Linked DNA regions of Mus musculus: region 2 is linked to region 1. A link is a loop called in an ENCODE intact Hi-C map of the cell type or tissue named here. Cell type or tissue: left cerebral cortex. All regions are shown on one strand.

The links. Peaks named below come from ENCODE experiments on the same cell type or tissue, not always from the same donor. Only the 100,000 strongest peaks of a DNase experiment are listed, where the experiment ranks them.
Region 2: it touches region 1 in a loop (2.8-fold over the local background); 7 of 42 quality-filtered maps call a loop at or near these places.

The regions. Positions count from the first base shown.
Region 1 is chr1:151,430,841-151,438,840 of GRCm38, forward strand. It overlaps Trmt1l (tRNA methyltransferase 1 like), which reads left to right. Exons shown (of 15, transcript NM_026876.4): 2 at 2,954-3,064; 3 at 4,888-5,001. Among named protein-coding and RNA genes, the nearest start is that of Trmt1l, 6.3 kb to the left of the region's middle. In left cerebral cortex, no CTCF peak of the experiment used is centred here; no DNase peak of the experiment used is centred here.
Region 2 is chr1:150,421,600-150,429,599 of GRCm38, forward strand. It overlaps Tpr (translocated promoter region, nuclear basket protein), which reads left to right. Exons shown (of 52, transcript NM_133780.3): 23 at 37-203; 24 at 929-1,081; 25 at 1,458-1,574; 26 at 1,887-2,090; 27 at 2,198-2,382; 28 at 3,064-3,211; 29 at 4,038-4,175; 30 at 5,264-5,395; 31 at 6,521-6,651; 32 at 7,736-7,946. Among named protein-coding and RNA genes, the nearest start is that of Odr4, 33 kb to the left of the region's middle. In left cerebral cortex, a CTCF peak has its summit at 4,880; no DNase peak of the experiment used is centred here.

The sequences.
Region 1 (8,000 bases):
TGATATTACCATGTTGAACCAGAAAAGATTAGAAAGATATAAAAAGAATTTTCAGACAGGTTTTGAAATTTTCCTTCAATAGTGGACTAGATAATTTTCAGTTTTCTTTTTCTAACTTATTAATTTTATTAGGATCCTCTTATATTGTACTGCCTAACAGAATAATCCAGGAGGCATATCTTTTATGCAGCATTATATATCCTATTGCACATACATGCCTGAACTATGAAACAGAACCTTTCTCGATTTCAAATGTGGTAGTTTAGTTTGTATAAATGAATTCTTTTTGGACCATCACTATCCGAACTAAAAACTAAGTTACTTTTTTGGGCCTGTATTTTATTCTAAGTTTTTGAACAAAGCCTAGTATATGAAGTTTATCAAGCTCATATCTGTAATTCCCGAATTTGAGAAGCTGAAGTAGGAGGATAATGAGTTTGAAGCCAGCATAGGCTACATAGTTCCAGAAGAGTCGTAGCTATATAGTGAGCTCCTATCTCAAGAAAGAAAAGTATAAAGACAGTAATACAATGATGTTTGTCACTCCTTGCTTTTGCTTAGAAAACTGTCATTTGAGCAGAATCGTCCGATGGTGTTAGATCCCAGAATCAGTGATAAAAATGTGCTACTACATTCAAAACAGCTAATGGTTTTTAAAAACTTTAACTATCCTCAGTGTCTGCTGAGTAGCAGTTCCTGAACTTGACCGTTAGTCATCAGAAAGATGAATCAAGTACAACTGCTGCCCTTTTATTGTTTACTGTAAGAAAGGCAAAAAAGAGCCGGGCATGGTGGCGCATGCCTTTGACCCCAGCACTCGGGAGGCAGAAGCAGGCGGATTTCTGAGTTTGAGGCCAGCCTGGTCTACAGAGTGAGTTCCAGGACAGCCAGAACTACACAGAGAAACCCTGCCTCGAAAAAAGAATGAAAAGAAAAGAAAAAAAGGCAAAAAAGGAAAGATTTTACGCACGAGTGAATGAGGGACTGAGAATGTGAGGGAGCAGAGATGGGACGAATGATGGCAGCATCAAAAATTGAATTTGAATTCTTAAGGTTTTAAATTACTGAGCATACTGACTGAAGCCTGAGATTCGGTCCGTTACCTTTCTCTTTGGAGCTTGCCTGTGCATTGGTATCAGCTGGTCTTATGGATTCTGATTCCCACTTTGTAAATGTTCCTTTCCTGTGGCATGCGCGCCTTCAGAACATCCTTAGAAGAAACAAATTGCAAGTCCATCTGTCTCCTTTTCTGCACTGCTAAAGTTTTTGAAAAAGCAACCACACTGGTTTTCTGTGTTTCCTTTCTATTTGGTCATCTATTCTCTGTAGTTTTTAAAGATCACAGGAAGCTGGGCAGTGGTGGCGCACACCTTTGATCCCAGGAGGCATATATAGGTTTCTCAGATTTCTAGACCAGCTTGGTCTACAGAACCAAGTTCCAAGACATCCAGGGCTACACAGAGAAACTCTGTTTAAAACAAAATAAAAAATAAACAAACAAAAGATTACAGGAGACTATCTACCACATACAGCAGTCTTAATCTTTCCAGCTGTAATGCTTAGTTTTGTGTATTTCTTTTACCTATTATTCTCCTTTAGCGTCTCCATCTCCTCGGTTCTTCTACCCATTCATTCATTCATTCATTCATTACTGAGCTCCAGACATAAAACTTCAGCTGCCTATTGGACACCATTGCTGTAAGGCGTACGGAAAACACACCCTGTTGAAATTTCCGTTTTTCTTGTCCTCTATCTTCCTACCAGAAAAGTCCCTTTCCTCCTTTGGCTGATGGCACTGTTATCCACAGCCACAAAAACTCAGAGACCACCTTTACTTTGCCTCCTACCCATACCTCTCAAAGCCCAAATCCTCTTCCTTTCCCCCCCCCCCACTTTCTCTCCTCCCATACCTTTCTGAGACCATTTTCTCACCACCCCGATTGCTGCTACAGCTCCCAGATGCTTCCCCCAAGCACTTACATGCAAATCATTTACCATTCCCCAAAGAATAAAGTCTGAGCTAACAGAATTCTTTACTACTTTGACTTACGCCCCGCTTTACCTGTGTGTTTTCCACCCAGCCTACCCACCCTCAAATGTATTACTTTATAGACAAGGGCTGTGGTAGCTGGAAATTTTATACCACAAACTTCTTGTTCCTGAAGTCACTTTCGGATTTATAAGACTGGTCACCAAGTCTACTTAATTGAATTTCTATTCATAACCTAAGTCATGAGATTGTGTTCTTGATGGATTAACTCTTAGCAAGTAATGCTCTCAGCCACTTGTTACAATTGACTGGCCCTCCCTTGCTTTCATGCTACCTTACATCTGATACTCCTTTCATTTTACCTATTGTTACAGTTAAAAATTAGAATGTTAATCGCTCACATGTAACTAAAGTTTTTTGAAGACACAAAACATGCATTATAGCTCTCAAACTATTTTGTACAGGACAGAATTTTTTTTGTTTGTTTTCTGTCTTTCTGACATGGTCTCATTTGTCCCAGGCTGGCTTTGAATTCATTCTGTGGTTGAAGGCTCTGAACACCCTGCCCTCCAACCTCTATATCTGTGTGCTAAGCTCCCAGGTGTGCACCACCGCGCCCCGTTTATGTGGTCCTAAGGGTCAGACTCAGCTTCCTGGATGCTGGAACGGCAGTCTATCCACTGAGCTCCACCTGAGCTCCCAGGCGAGAATCATTCTCCATGCAGTTACTTTGACTCAATACAATTTGAAAGCTGAAAGGTGCACAGTAGAGTTTTTCTCTGTAACTTTTTGCATTCTGAAATACATTTGCCATTTTCTAAACTGAACTGTAGCAGTCCCCATGAGGTAGCAGGCTCTATAGAAAACAAAAGCATAAATGTCAACATGGTGTGAACAACTGAAAATGGATTAGGGAAAATTGTTAAAACAGTTTTCTGACTCTTAAAATTTTTTTCTTTTCAGAGAGACACATCTCAATTCAAAGGCGGCTTGCTGACCTGGAGAAGTTAGCTTTTGGGACTGAAGGAGATGTTGACTCTGCCAGTTCATTGAACTCAGATAATCCAGGCACAGGTATTTCCATGTTTGGGGCTACACACACACACACACACACACACACACACACACACAAACATACATTCAGGCACACCCAGGCACAGGCAGACATGTATACATGCATGCACACAGATACACTCACATGCACACTGAATATCTATTTTGTCCTTTTTTGATTTCTTTAAGGTGTCATACATATCTTTTTGTTGTCATTGTTCAGTTTTTAATTTTTATTTTGAGACATTCATTTAACTTGTAATGGGTCATCATTTTTCAACTCATGAAAACTGTTAAGAATAAATTTATTCCCATTGAAGTAGAACAATAGTAAAATAAACTCCTTGAGTTAATTTCACAGTTAAGGACTGTGTTTCTATAAGGTGGTAATTGAATTAACAACAAGTTTTTGACATCCTGAAACAGTATCATAGCTGGGACTGGAGAGGTGGCTCAGTGGTTCTGAGCACTGGCTGCTCTTTCAAAGGACTTAGGTTCAAGTCCCAGCACCCACATGGTGGGTGCCATCTATAACTCTAGTTCAGGTGATCTAACACCCTCCTCTAGGCCCCAAGCATGGCTACGATGCACAGACACCCATGCAGGCAAAACAAGTACACTTAAAATAAAGATAAGTGACATAGCAGTTAAAATTCCCTGGTATAAAAGGGAGGCAGCATAGTTGGTACAAAAGTTCTAAATGACATCATCAGTGCTCCACTGTCCTACCTCTCCCTCCCTCTCCTTCCTTCCCCCTCCCTCCTTCCATCTCCCTCTTTCTTTAATATTTTATTTATTTGGTGAGAAGAGCGTGCCATGCGTGTCAGTCAGCTCCTCCCTCCGTGTGAGTTTCAGACTGAGGCTTTACTCAGTGGGTACCTTACCCACCGAGCCATCTCCTGCCCTGTGTTACCGTTCTAGTGCTTAGTGCTCATGTTTGTCTAAGATTGGCACTCTATACAAAAATTAATTATACTTAGTCTTGCATTATTCTCTTTGTGAAAGATATTTATCTGTTGAATTAAAATATCATTATTGATTTGTTATTTCTGTATATTTTATTGCTTTGAGCTTAAATTTGAGGCTTGAATTCTTACTTGTCTGCCGGCTTATTGGTGGGGGCAGGGCAGCAAGCAGTGTGTGGTCCTGGGCATTGAGCACAGGCTATCAGACTTCACTGCCTTACTACTGAGCCATCTTGCTGGCCTGAGATTATAACTCTTGAACACTTTATAAGAGTTATTATTTGAAGTGTACTGTATTGCTAAGTTAATGCTCTGTTTTGATGATCCATATTGTCTTTTCAGGAGTACTTCATAAAGAAGGGAAAACGTAAATGTAGTAATACAGTGAGAGTCAGGTGTGATGGTTTTACCAGGTCCCTGGTCTCAGAATAGCAATGCATTGTATTTTGTCTTCTGTTTTTCTTTCCCTGTCTTTGGCTGTTGTTGCCACTGCTGGAGTAGTAGGGAACCATAGCAGATGCTCAGGCATCTCTCCTGAGGCCCAGCCCTTCTAGAAATGCCATATTGCTGCTTTCCCATTCTAAATTGCTGAGTGGTGGTCTCTTGGCAAGAGTTTAGCTGGAGGGAATTTCGCTTTTCGAACTTCTCTGTTCCTGCTGGCAACAACCATCATCAGGAGCCACAGATAGCAGAGTCTCAGAGCTAAAGATAGTCATTGTTGAAATGCTACAGTTCTTGTTGAAGGACATCCAGGCTCAGAAACAACCCTTTTCCTCTTTATCTAAGGGAGGGATGGTGAGTGCACGGGGAGGCTCCTGTTACTGTGTAGCTGACCCAGGCATTAACAGCTGATTGTCTGTGCTTTTTCTCCTTTTTAAGAAAACAGTCAAACTTGCCCGCTGTGTCCTAAGGAAAAGTTCAGAGCTTATAGTAGTCACAAGCTTCGTCGACACCTTCAGAATTTACACTGGAAAATCTCAGTTGAATTTGAAGGTTAGTATTTTTCTGCTTACCTCAGAATAATGTATACGAAATTGAACATTTGTACCAGCTTTGGAATTTTATTGTAAACATAGGCAAGTATTTTCACTTTCTATTATGATGATTTAATGTCCCCACTCAATGTATTTGATAAAAGACAGCATACAGTTATATAGGCAATAAACAATGCCAGTTAGTTCAGTGACATGCATTAGCCGTCTAAGACTGTGATGTATTGGGTGTCTCTGACATGGGAGTTCCTGTTGCTTAGTTAACAACGTTTTAGTCAGTTTCTTCTCCTCTTGGAGAACAGCTACTGTTTATAATTTAAAAGACAAAGTAATTGCAGAAAAGCAAGAAAATTTAAAAATTGGTATTAATATTAGAAAAAAGTCAATAGTTGAAAATTTTAGCATGTTGATAGAATTTAAGACAAATACTTAGAAATTACAGCCTTTATAATAGGTAAGTAGAAATTATTAAAAATATACTGTTATAATGACAAAAATGATGTAATTTGAAAGAATCAATTTTTTTAAAGATTATTTATGTATTTATTTATTTTATGTATATGAGTACACTGTAGCTGTACTGATGGTTGTGAGCCATCATGTGGTTGCTGGGAATTTGAATTCAGGACCAATACTTGCTCAGCCCACCTCGCTCCGACCCAAAGATTTATTTATTATTATATCTAAGTACACTGTAGCTGTCTTCATATATACCAAAAGAAGGTGTTAGATCTCATTACAGATGGTTGTGAGCCACCATGTGGTTTCTGGGAATTGAACTCAGAACCTTCAGAAGAGCAGTCAGTGCTCTTAACCGCTGAGCCATTTCTCCATCCCAGGGAATAAATTTTTAACAAGTAGGATCATAAGAAAAAGAAAAAAAAAAAGACAAAAGCCCCATCAGACTGAGAGACTAGATTCTGAGACAGCAAAGTGTCATAGTTTCTTCAGGAAAAGTTATGACATCTTTTACTTTTTAAAATACATACATTAATTCCTCATGTAAGTTTCTTACCAATAAAATAACCAATAGACAAGAGTTAGAAACAGTGATAGAGAGATGTGTGAAGATATTCATTGCACCACGTTCTTTGTGACAAAAACTCAGAATTAAAAGGAATATTGACTACATGGTGGTACGTGTGGGTGGGTGTATCATATGTGGCCACTGAAAAGAATACATTTTATATATTGTACCAAACGTCAAAGTTTTTATTTACATAGTAAACTACAGTCTTAGTTAAGATGTTATTACTGTGATTGTGACCAAAAGCAACTTGGAGAGGAAAGAGTTTTTTCATATTATAGCTTGTAGTCAGTCCATCATCCAGGGAAGTCAGGGCAGAAACTCAAGAAAGTAACGGAGAGGCAGGAGCTGCTTACCGGCCTGCTCCTCATAGCTTGCTCAGCCTGCTTTCTTATGGCACCAGGCACTGCCCACAATCAGCCACATCAATCAATCAAGAAAATGCCCATAGGCCAGTCTAGTGCATTTTCTCATTTGTGGTTCCTGCTTCCAAAATGGCTCTAAGTTGACATAAACTAGCCAGTACAACTACTAATGAAAATAGCAATCTATGGGGCAGATTTTTTTTTAATATTCCATTTGTATAAAACTGGAAATCATCCCCTCAAGAAAAACCTCAGAATACCAATCTAATACCCAAATGCGTATGGGAACACACACACACTTCCTTAAACATGGGTATCCATACACACTGGTATATAGTTATGTGATATAGAGATTGTTGACTGTGCGGACAGCCAGCCTCCTCTCACTGAGTTCGTGATTGCCTGGGAGGAAGAGAAGTTTTCTTTACTCGGTTAACCACTAGGAAGGCGCCTGCCTGTACTTCTGGAAGCACAGCCTCACCTGCATTCCTATAAGTAACAATGAAATCGGGATTAAGATTCTTCTGTCAATAAGACTTGAAAGTAGGAGGGGAGCGGGGGGCGGGGATCAGCAGGAGTGAGGTGGGGACAAGGTATGATAGTTTCTGTCATAGTTAACAGGTACTAAAGTAACAGGCAATATTTTAAAGGGAGATAGTGCACAAGGAATGAGGAATGTGAGACAAGTCACAAATTCTTGGGTTTGGGACTTGAGTAATTAAGAAAATGGAGTAGCCCCTTATTGAACCATTGGCAGCTGCAGTCAAAACATATGGGACGTAGGCCAGGGCCAGCTCTAGGCGTAAGACGAGATACACTTTGGGGAAGATATCCAATGTCCTGTAAGCTATATGAATGTGAAACTTAAGGGGCTAGAGATAGACGTTTGGAGATGTTAAAATATAGGTAGTATTTAAAGCCATGAGATTTAACGAGATATTAAAATATAGGTAGTATTTAAAGCCATGAGATTTAACGAGATAACCTTTGGTATATGTATCAATAGAAAAAAGCCATCTGGAGCTGAGACCTTGGGCACTTCAACAGTACACAGCGGGAGACATGACGTAAAGCACTAGGATAAGGTGATAAGGAGCAGACTTCTGGGTTGCAGAGACTAGAAGTCATTTTGTAAGCTTAATAAAACTAAAGAGATTTGGCTTAAGAAAATGTATAGCAAGTATGATATAGCTCAATGATAGAGCAATTCCTTAACATCTAGACGACTCTAGAATTTATCCCTTAGAATTACCCAAAAACAGAAAGAAAGAAGGGGAGGCAAGAGAACTGAAGAAAAAGACTAACGTAGCATAGTCTGACCTTAACTAGCTCCATGGCTAAACATAACATCGTTCTCCTGCTCCTGCCCCTGCCGCTACCGCTACCGCTGCCGCTGCTGCTACCTCCCAAGTGCTGGCTTTGCAGGCATGCTGCACAGTACCCAGGATTTTGACAAATGAATTTTGAGATGGTTATCAATTAAAATTCCTTAAACATTTAGAGGCCAGGTGTGGTGGCGCACGCCTTTAATCCCAGTACTTGGGAGGCAGAGGCAGGCGGATTTCTGAGTTCGAGGCCAGCCAACACAGCGAGTTCCAGGACAGCCAG
Region 2 (8,000 bases), 1.0 Mb before region 1:
AGTATATATTTTACTAGAGCGTTTTATTTCTTCCAGGTCAGCCTGGTGACAGAGATGACGTTGATGATCTTAAAAGTCAGCTAAGGCAGGCTGAAGAACAGGTCAATGACTTGAAGGAGAGACTCAAGACAAGTACCAGTAATGTGGAGCAGTATCGAGCCATGGTGACCAGCTTAGAAGATTCCCTGAACAAGGAGAAACAGGTACATAGAAGCCACACTGTCCTTAATTAAGAACTTGCTTGTTTATAAAGCAGTGTGTTATGGGTTAGGCTGACATCGTTTCTTTTACTTTTGGAAAGTTTTTGGGTCTAATAAGTCAAAACAAAAGTCACACGATTTAGAAAGCTCAGGCATTGGGGAGAATGAATATGAGTTATCTGCTGCTCGTGCATGACTCCGCGTCACGGTTGACAAGTGGGTACCTTTGAATAGAGAGCCATGCAGGTCATCAAAATAGTGGAAAGCTGTCAAGCCTCAATCGAGAGAGTATTCAGATAAGCATGTCAGGTTATTTTTGTGTGCTTATATGGAACCATTGATTCTTAATGTGTCATAGTTAGAAAATTTTCTTCAAAGGGTAGTGTAGTGGATTAAGGATATATTGTAGAGAGTACCACCACTTTTTAAAAATGCTGTTGTGACTGGCATCAATCCATATCTTTTACTGATAGACTAAGTAGATTTGGGCAAATGGATATGAGGCTGGAAGGGAAAATAAAGAGATTCAGATTTCAATATGGAAAAACCCAGGTTGAAAGAGAAGTTACGCTTCTAGATTTATGTGGTATATCTGCTTGGCTAATCATCTTAGGGATTCTTCTCCTAGTATAAGACAAATAGTAACTTTAGTTTGGTTCCAGTTCAGTTTAAATTGGGAAAAGTATTGCATATCATGTTATTACTCTTGTTTCTGGCTGCTTATGAAGGTGACTGAGGAGGTTCATAAGAACATTGAAGTTCGCTTGAAAGAATCAGCAGAGTTTCAGACACAGTTGGAGAAGAAATTGATGGAAGTAGAGAAGGAAAAGCAAGAACTTCAGGATGATAAGAGGAAAGCCATCGAGAGCATGGAACAGCAAGTGAGTTCACTGGGATTCACAGGAGCTTGCTTTCTTAGCAACCTGAGTTCACTTTATTAGTTCATAAGTTATACTTTGGTTTGTCTCATCAGAAATTGCTTGAATGCATACCTATGAATTTTAATTTTATATTTTCACTCAATTCTGTGCATCTGTATAAATTTCCTTTTGAAAAATTTAGATCACTTAACAAAATTGATTATTTAGTGCTGCTTTTTAGAAAGAAGCTCTGCCTTGGATTTTGCAGATAGTAGCCAGAGTTAAAAACTGTAGATTATATCAGATTATATAGCTGTATTCAGTTTACTTAAGTGGATTGTTTAATGTCTTAAGTATTTTCCCAGATTGTAATTAACTGTGGCTTACTCTTGTTTAGTTAAGTGAATTGAAGAAAACACTGTCTACTGTTCAGAATGAAGTACAAGAAGCTCTTCAGAGAGCAAGCACAGCTTTAAGTAATGAACAGCAAGCCAGGCGTGACTGTCAGGAACAAGTAAGTGTTCTTCTCATAGTTTCTGAGCAGTGTGTTTTAAGCCTCAGGTTGGATTCCAGCTTCCAGACATGTGAAAGCCCAGTGCTGTGGGAGGCGGAAGGTTGTAGGGTTGCTGGCTACCAGAAGGGTGCAGTGAGAGACCCTGTCTGAAAATAATAGACAGAGAGCTCTAGAGCAGGACACCCAAAGTCCTTTAGCCTTCACACATGTGCGTATATAACAGAAATATTGTGTGTGTGTGTGTGTGTGTGTGTGTCTAAGTATTAATTTGTGGATCTTAATCTTTATCGATGGGGGAATTGTTAATTGCAGGCTAAAATCGCTGTGGAAGCCCAGAATAAGTATGAGAGAGAATTGATGCTACATGCTGCTGATGTCGAAGCTCTGCAAGCTGCCAAGGAACAGGTTTCAAAAATGACATCAATCCGTCAGCATTTGGAAGAAACAACTCAGAAAGCAGAATCCCAGTTGTTGGAATGTAAAGCATCTTGGGAAGAGAGAGAGAGAGTGTTGAAGGTAATGTTGTAGGTCGCAGTAGAATGTTCTGAAGAAAGGAAAGGGTTTCTTATGTTTGTTTTTCCTGTACATTTGGGAAAACATTATGATGGACCCTTGGCTTGTAGGATGAAGTTTCCAAAAGTGTGTCTCGCTGTGAAGATCTAGAGAAACAAAACCGACTACTTCATGATCAAATCGAAAAATTAAGTGACAAGGTGGTCACCTCTATGAAGGATGCTGTGCAAGCGCCATTAAATGTATCTCTCAATGAAGAAGGGAAATCTCAAGAACAAATTCTAGAAATTCTTAGGTAAGTCAGCTACATTCTTACAGTGGCCCAGTAATGAGGAAGGCACGGACGTAGTGCTGTACAGCTCACTCCGCCTCAGTTGGCCAAGGAACCTAGTGCTCACTATTGATACTGAGATGAAATCCATGCTTGTAAGGTTGAATCTCATAGGAAGAACTTGAGCTGCTTTTTCTGAGAAACTAAAGATAAAGACCAGCTCTGCGTGGTGAGAAGGGCACATCTGTAATCCTAGAAGGCCAAGGTGGGAACTGGCCATTACAGGACAGCCTGGGCTACATAACAAGATCCCATTTCACGAAAGGAAAGGGAAACTAGATGTCTCAAATTATTTTAAAGATATTTTTTTCCTCACTAACCCCAGCTGCTTCTCCCTCTCGAGTGTTAGGATTATGGATGTGTGTCATTGGACACAGCCTAAAGATAATCTATCTTTAATTGTTTACTCACGTATTATTACTGAGTGTTTGTGTGCGTGCATGTCATGCACAAGTACTGTTATTTCCTTAGCCATTTTGTAGGCCCAGAATAATATGTTTCTGATGCTACTATCTAAGCCCAAAAGTAATCTGTCGTTGAAATATGAAAGTGAATACTAAAGTGATGCATTTTGTTGTCTTAATTCTCCAAGTTTTAAAACACTAAACTTAGAGTTTTCTAAAATTTTAACATGCCTTCTTGTAGATTTATTCGACGAGAAAAAGAAATTGCTGAAACTAGGTTTGAGGTGGCTCAGGTTGAGAGTTTGCGGTATCGACAAAGAGTTGAACTTCTAGAACGGGAGTTGCAAGAACTGCAGGATAGCCTGAATGTGGAAAGGGAAAAGGTGCAGGTATGTCCATACACCAAGCTTAAAGAAGGAAAGCTCATGTGTTTCTACCACGATACACTAATTTGAGCACTCATCCTAAAGTTGTAAATTTAGCATCTGTCCAGTATTGCCGAGTTGTGTGGTGATTAGAAGCTCTGTTGTAGAGGTCTGGTTTGGAATTCTGCTTCCATAGGATTAGCTCGATATGCTGAACATTGCTTAGCTTCCCTCCTCTTAGTCTCCTTGTCTGTAGATGAGAGGTAGGATTGAGATTGTGCATGCGAATCATCTGGACTGTAGTATACAGTATATAAAATTCCAGCTTTCTAATCTTTTGCAGCTGCTATATATAAATACCTTGTGATTCATTCTAAAATAAAAGTCTAGAGTCATTCTAGATAGAATAGATTGAAACTAAGAAATTAAACTAAACACACCATGGTAACTCCAAGCACTGGTGGCTCTCAACTCACTGCTGAGTCCATGAGCTCACTTACTGTACCTGTTACTAGAGTAACATAACTAAATGTTCAGAATCCTGAGCAGGTGTGGGAAGGGGAAAAGCCAGGAGTCAAAGTAACAGTACTTTAGAGCTCATACCAAAGTACAAGCAAAAATACCTGTAGTGCTGGCAGCATTTGTAGTCCTTTTTTCTTTAAGTCTCTTACATTTATTTAAACTCATTTGAAATTAACATGTCTCAGGAAAATAACCTGCAAGCTTTCAAAGTTTCAGTTAAAGTTGAAGTTTAAATTCTCTATACTTTTTTATTGGGAAGATTAGAACTGGTAGGAAAAAGACGAGTCTGAGTGCTGGTTGTTGATCTATGTGTTTGTCACTGTTTCAGGTAACTGCAAAAACAATGGCGCAACATGAAGAGCTGATGAAGAAAACTGAAACAATGAACGTTGTTATGGAGACCAACAAGATGCTACGGGAGGAAAAGGAAAGGCTCGAACAGAACCTACAACAAATGCAAGCCAAGGTTTGTGCCTTACCAGCTGAGCGCAGAAGCCCTTACTATTTATAAAGATACAGATTGCCACACCCACTCCAGGAGTGACTTGAGTGACAGGTCTAGAAGCTTGGCCGCAGTCCCGAGGCAAAAAGTTCACAGAAACTTAGTCACCTGGAACCAGGGCATCCTGTATAACGAGTGCTCCAAATCTGTCCTTGCTTTAGTAGAGAACGGATCCGTGTGCTTTCCTTCAGTATTGTTTTATTATAAGTGCCTCTAAGGATTGATTTTTTTTGACATATAGCTAAGTTAGATTAGCCTCCTCCAATGTCCCTATGTCCTAGGCAGTCCTTGAGCCAATCCTGGGCTTGGAATTCAGTAAGAATGTTGCCTATTAAGTGACGTTCAGAATTACCTCTAGTATTGTAAGGGAGACAGTGAAAGAAATTAGGCTTTACAGTTACTTGAATAGAGCTAGAAATCTCAGTCTACATAGTAAATACTTATGAACAATAATTGCCGAGTCACTCCCATACACAGGAATTTACAATGGCCTAGGAGGAAGGAAGGTTGTGGTTTTAGGAGGAACTGGGAGTGTTGTACTATTCATGAAAGGGTTAATCGTAAGAACTCCCCTGGTGCATGTTTTTCACTAGGTCTGGAGGATTAGCGTAAGTAGGTATGTACTAAGGGACCCCTGGTGGTGGGTTTAACAATAGACTAGCATTGCATCAGACCTTTCACCTGGCTCCTGTAAATAGCTGATTTTACACAGGGCTGATCATACCTCTATTGTAAACCTTGCCTGGTTCCTGCCAGTCATTTTGTATGCATTTTTTGTTTTGTGTCAGATAATTTCAATGTACCTCGTCTGACCTTAATGTATCACTTAACTTCTTTGTTTTCTGTAATATATAAAAGTCTCATGCTCACTTTGACAAATTACATTCAGATACAACACCCTTTTGTGTCTGTATTTGTTTGTCATTTTTCACTGAATCCCTGACTACCTTTACAGGACTGATTTTCCCACGGAGCAAGGGGCCCAACTGAGGCCAGTCCGCGGCACAGATTAATTTACCATTTGTTATAAACATACTTGGGACTCTTTTCAGGTGAGGAAACTGGAGTTAGACATTTTACCCTTACAAGAAGCCAATGCTGAGCTGAGTGAGAAAAGCGGTATGCTCCAGGCAGAAAAGAAGCTACTGGAAGAGGATGTTAAGCGTTGGAAAGCACGGAACCAGGTGAGTACAGTTAGCCATTTACTGACACAGAAATGAGCTTCAGCAGTGTAAGAATTAGAGATGGAAAATAGTTGTGAAACTAGTGAAAATTGCATTCACCATTAGAAGACTAATAGTTATAAGTCTATTGGGGATGAGACCATATAGCATAGTGCATTTAGTGAGAAGTCTACCTTGAAAATACTAGTTACGTAGCGTGTGACCTCCATGCGAGTTTTCTAACTTTGCTAGACTAGTTTTCTTCATTTGCAGGGCGTGGTGGCGCACGCCTTTAGTCCCAGCACTCGGGAGGCAGAGGCAGGAGGATTTCTGAGTTCGAGGCCAGCCTGGTCTACAAAGTGAATTCCAGTATAGCCAGGGCTATATAGAGAAACCCTGTCTCAAAAAAAAAAAAAAATCAAACAAACAAACAAAAAGAATATGGCTCTTAAAGCAGTGGTTTTTTTGGGGGAGGGGGAACTTTTGGGATAGCATTGTAAATGTAAATGAAGAAAATACCTAATTTAAAAAAAAATGTTTTTGGTGACAGAAATTAAACTCAGTTTCTCAGATACCGAGAAATTCTGTAGAATGGTAACCATTTAAGGATAAAGAAATATTTCAGAATTTCAGAGCACTTTTATTCTTCATTTTGCTCTTTGTAGACACACAATGAGGAAAGTCCAGTGAGATGGCTAATTGCAGTCTGGCCTGAAGACCTAAACTTAAGTCTCCAGAGCCAACATAAAGACAGTGAGAACTGACTTTTACAAGTTGACTTCCACATGTGTTTAATGGCATGTGCGCGTGCACAAACAAATATACACACTCACTCACATAAACATACACACACATTACATGCACAATAACATACTAAATGTTAAAAGAAAAAAAGAAACTTAAGTCAAATTCGTTCAAGTTCATTCACAGCTCTGAAAAATGATAAACAGTTAATAAAATTTGATGTTTTTTTGCCCGTCTATCTTGGCTAGATTTTGCTCTCCTAATTAAAACTTCAAACATGCTGTTTTGATACTTACTACTCTGTAGGCAAGACAGTTAAAGTGAATAAGCTAGATTTTTAATCACTTTACTATAGCACTTTGTGTTTAGATAACCTGACAGTATGCACTTCTATTTTTCTAGCAACTAATAAATCAACAGAAAGATCCAGACACAGAAGAATATCGAAAGTTGCTTTCTGAAAAGGAAATTCACACTAAGAGAATCCAACAGCTAAATGAAGAAGTTGGAAGGCTTAAGGCTGAAATTGCAAGGTATTAGGGATGAACGTTTTAAATTATATGTAGTGCACGATTTTCCCCATGAGATGAGGTCTCTCTGTAGCCCAGAGTACCCTAGGTCTAGTCCATGTGTAACCCAGGGTGGCCTTGAACTCAGTGTTTCCCTCCCAAGTGCTGAATGACAATATGTTCTCTGTGATCCTGCTTTGTAGGAAGGTAAAAGCCCTTCGCTGCGGCTCTTTGCCTTTGTTTCTTTTCAGTAAGACAACAAAACATTGAATTCTTTGTGTCCATATATCAAGGTTTTTTCTTGAGTATTTAAAAGCTACATGTTGTACCTCTAAAGCTAATTTCTTTTCTAACAATTGATAGTCAATAACGTACGTACAATTTATGTTTTTGTTTTTCTGTTCATAGCCTCTTTATGAAAATCTATAAAGCTTTTTGTTGTTGTTTTTTTTAATTGTGCTAATCCTGTCTCTTATTGAAAACTATAGCTTACAAATCTCTGTTACATGTTTTTTTCTTTATTCCAAACAGTATTTTGGCATGCTCAGTATGAGAGATACTATTTCTTTAAAAAAAGTAAAAACAAAGAGAGGAAGAAAGAAAAAGAAAAAAAGAAAATTCAAAAAGCTTGAGTTTATACTTGTACAAAGTTGGAATTAGCTGCTGCTCTTTTTAGGTTGTCTTGCTATGAAAGTTCAGTTCATGACATGTACAGTAGGACAAACTATATAGAATACTAACAGTTGTGCATAAAGAATAATATGTGAGGAAACTGTATATAGGCTTTAAGCCCCAGCTGACAAAGTTCCTCTGCCGCTTATGGGAAACCTGGAGACTCTGACCTACAGAGAACCCTTGGTCGCAGGTCTAGTGAGACTGCGTGCCGCCACTTGAGGGCTTCACTTAGCACTTCAGTGTTTCTTCAGAACTGGATTAGACCTGTGCAATAAGGTCTAATAAAAGACCAAAATCATAAAGTACATGTCTTTCAGGTGGAGGGAATTTTAATTAGAAAGCTATTATTAATTAAAGCAGTACTTAAGCTGAAAATTTGCCAAACATTGTGTATTTGGTTCTTTTAAGAAACCTCTCCTCTTTTTTTTCAAAGATCAAATGCATCCTTGACTAACAACCAGAATTTAATCCAGAGTCTGCGGGAAGACTTAAGTAAAGCACGGACTGAAAAGGAAGGCATTCAGAAAGATTTAGATGCCAAAATAATTGATATACAGGAAAAGGTCAAAACAATCACTCAAGTCAAGAAAATTGGACGCAGGTACAAGACTCAGTTTGAAGAACTGAAAGCGCAACAAAACAAGGTATTTTGAGGAAATGTAATCCCCAGCCCTAATTTTGACTGTTAATGGTTTTTA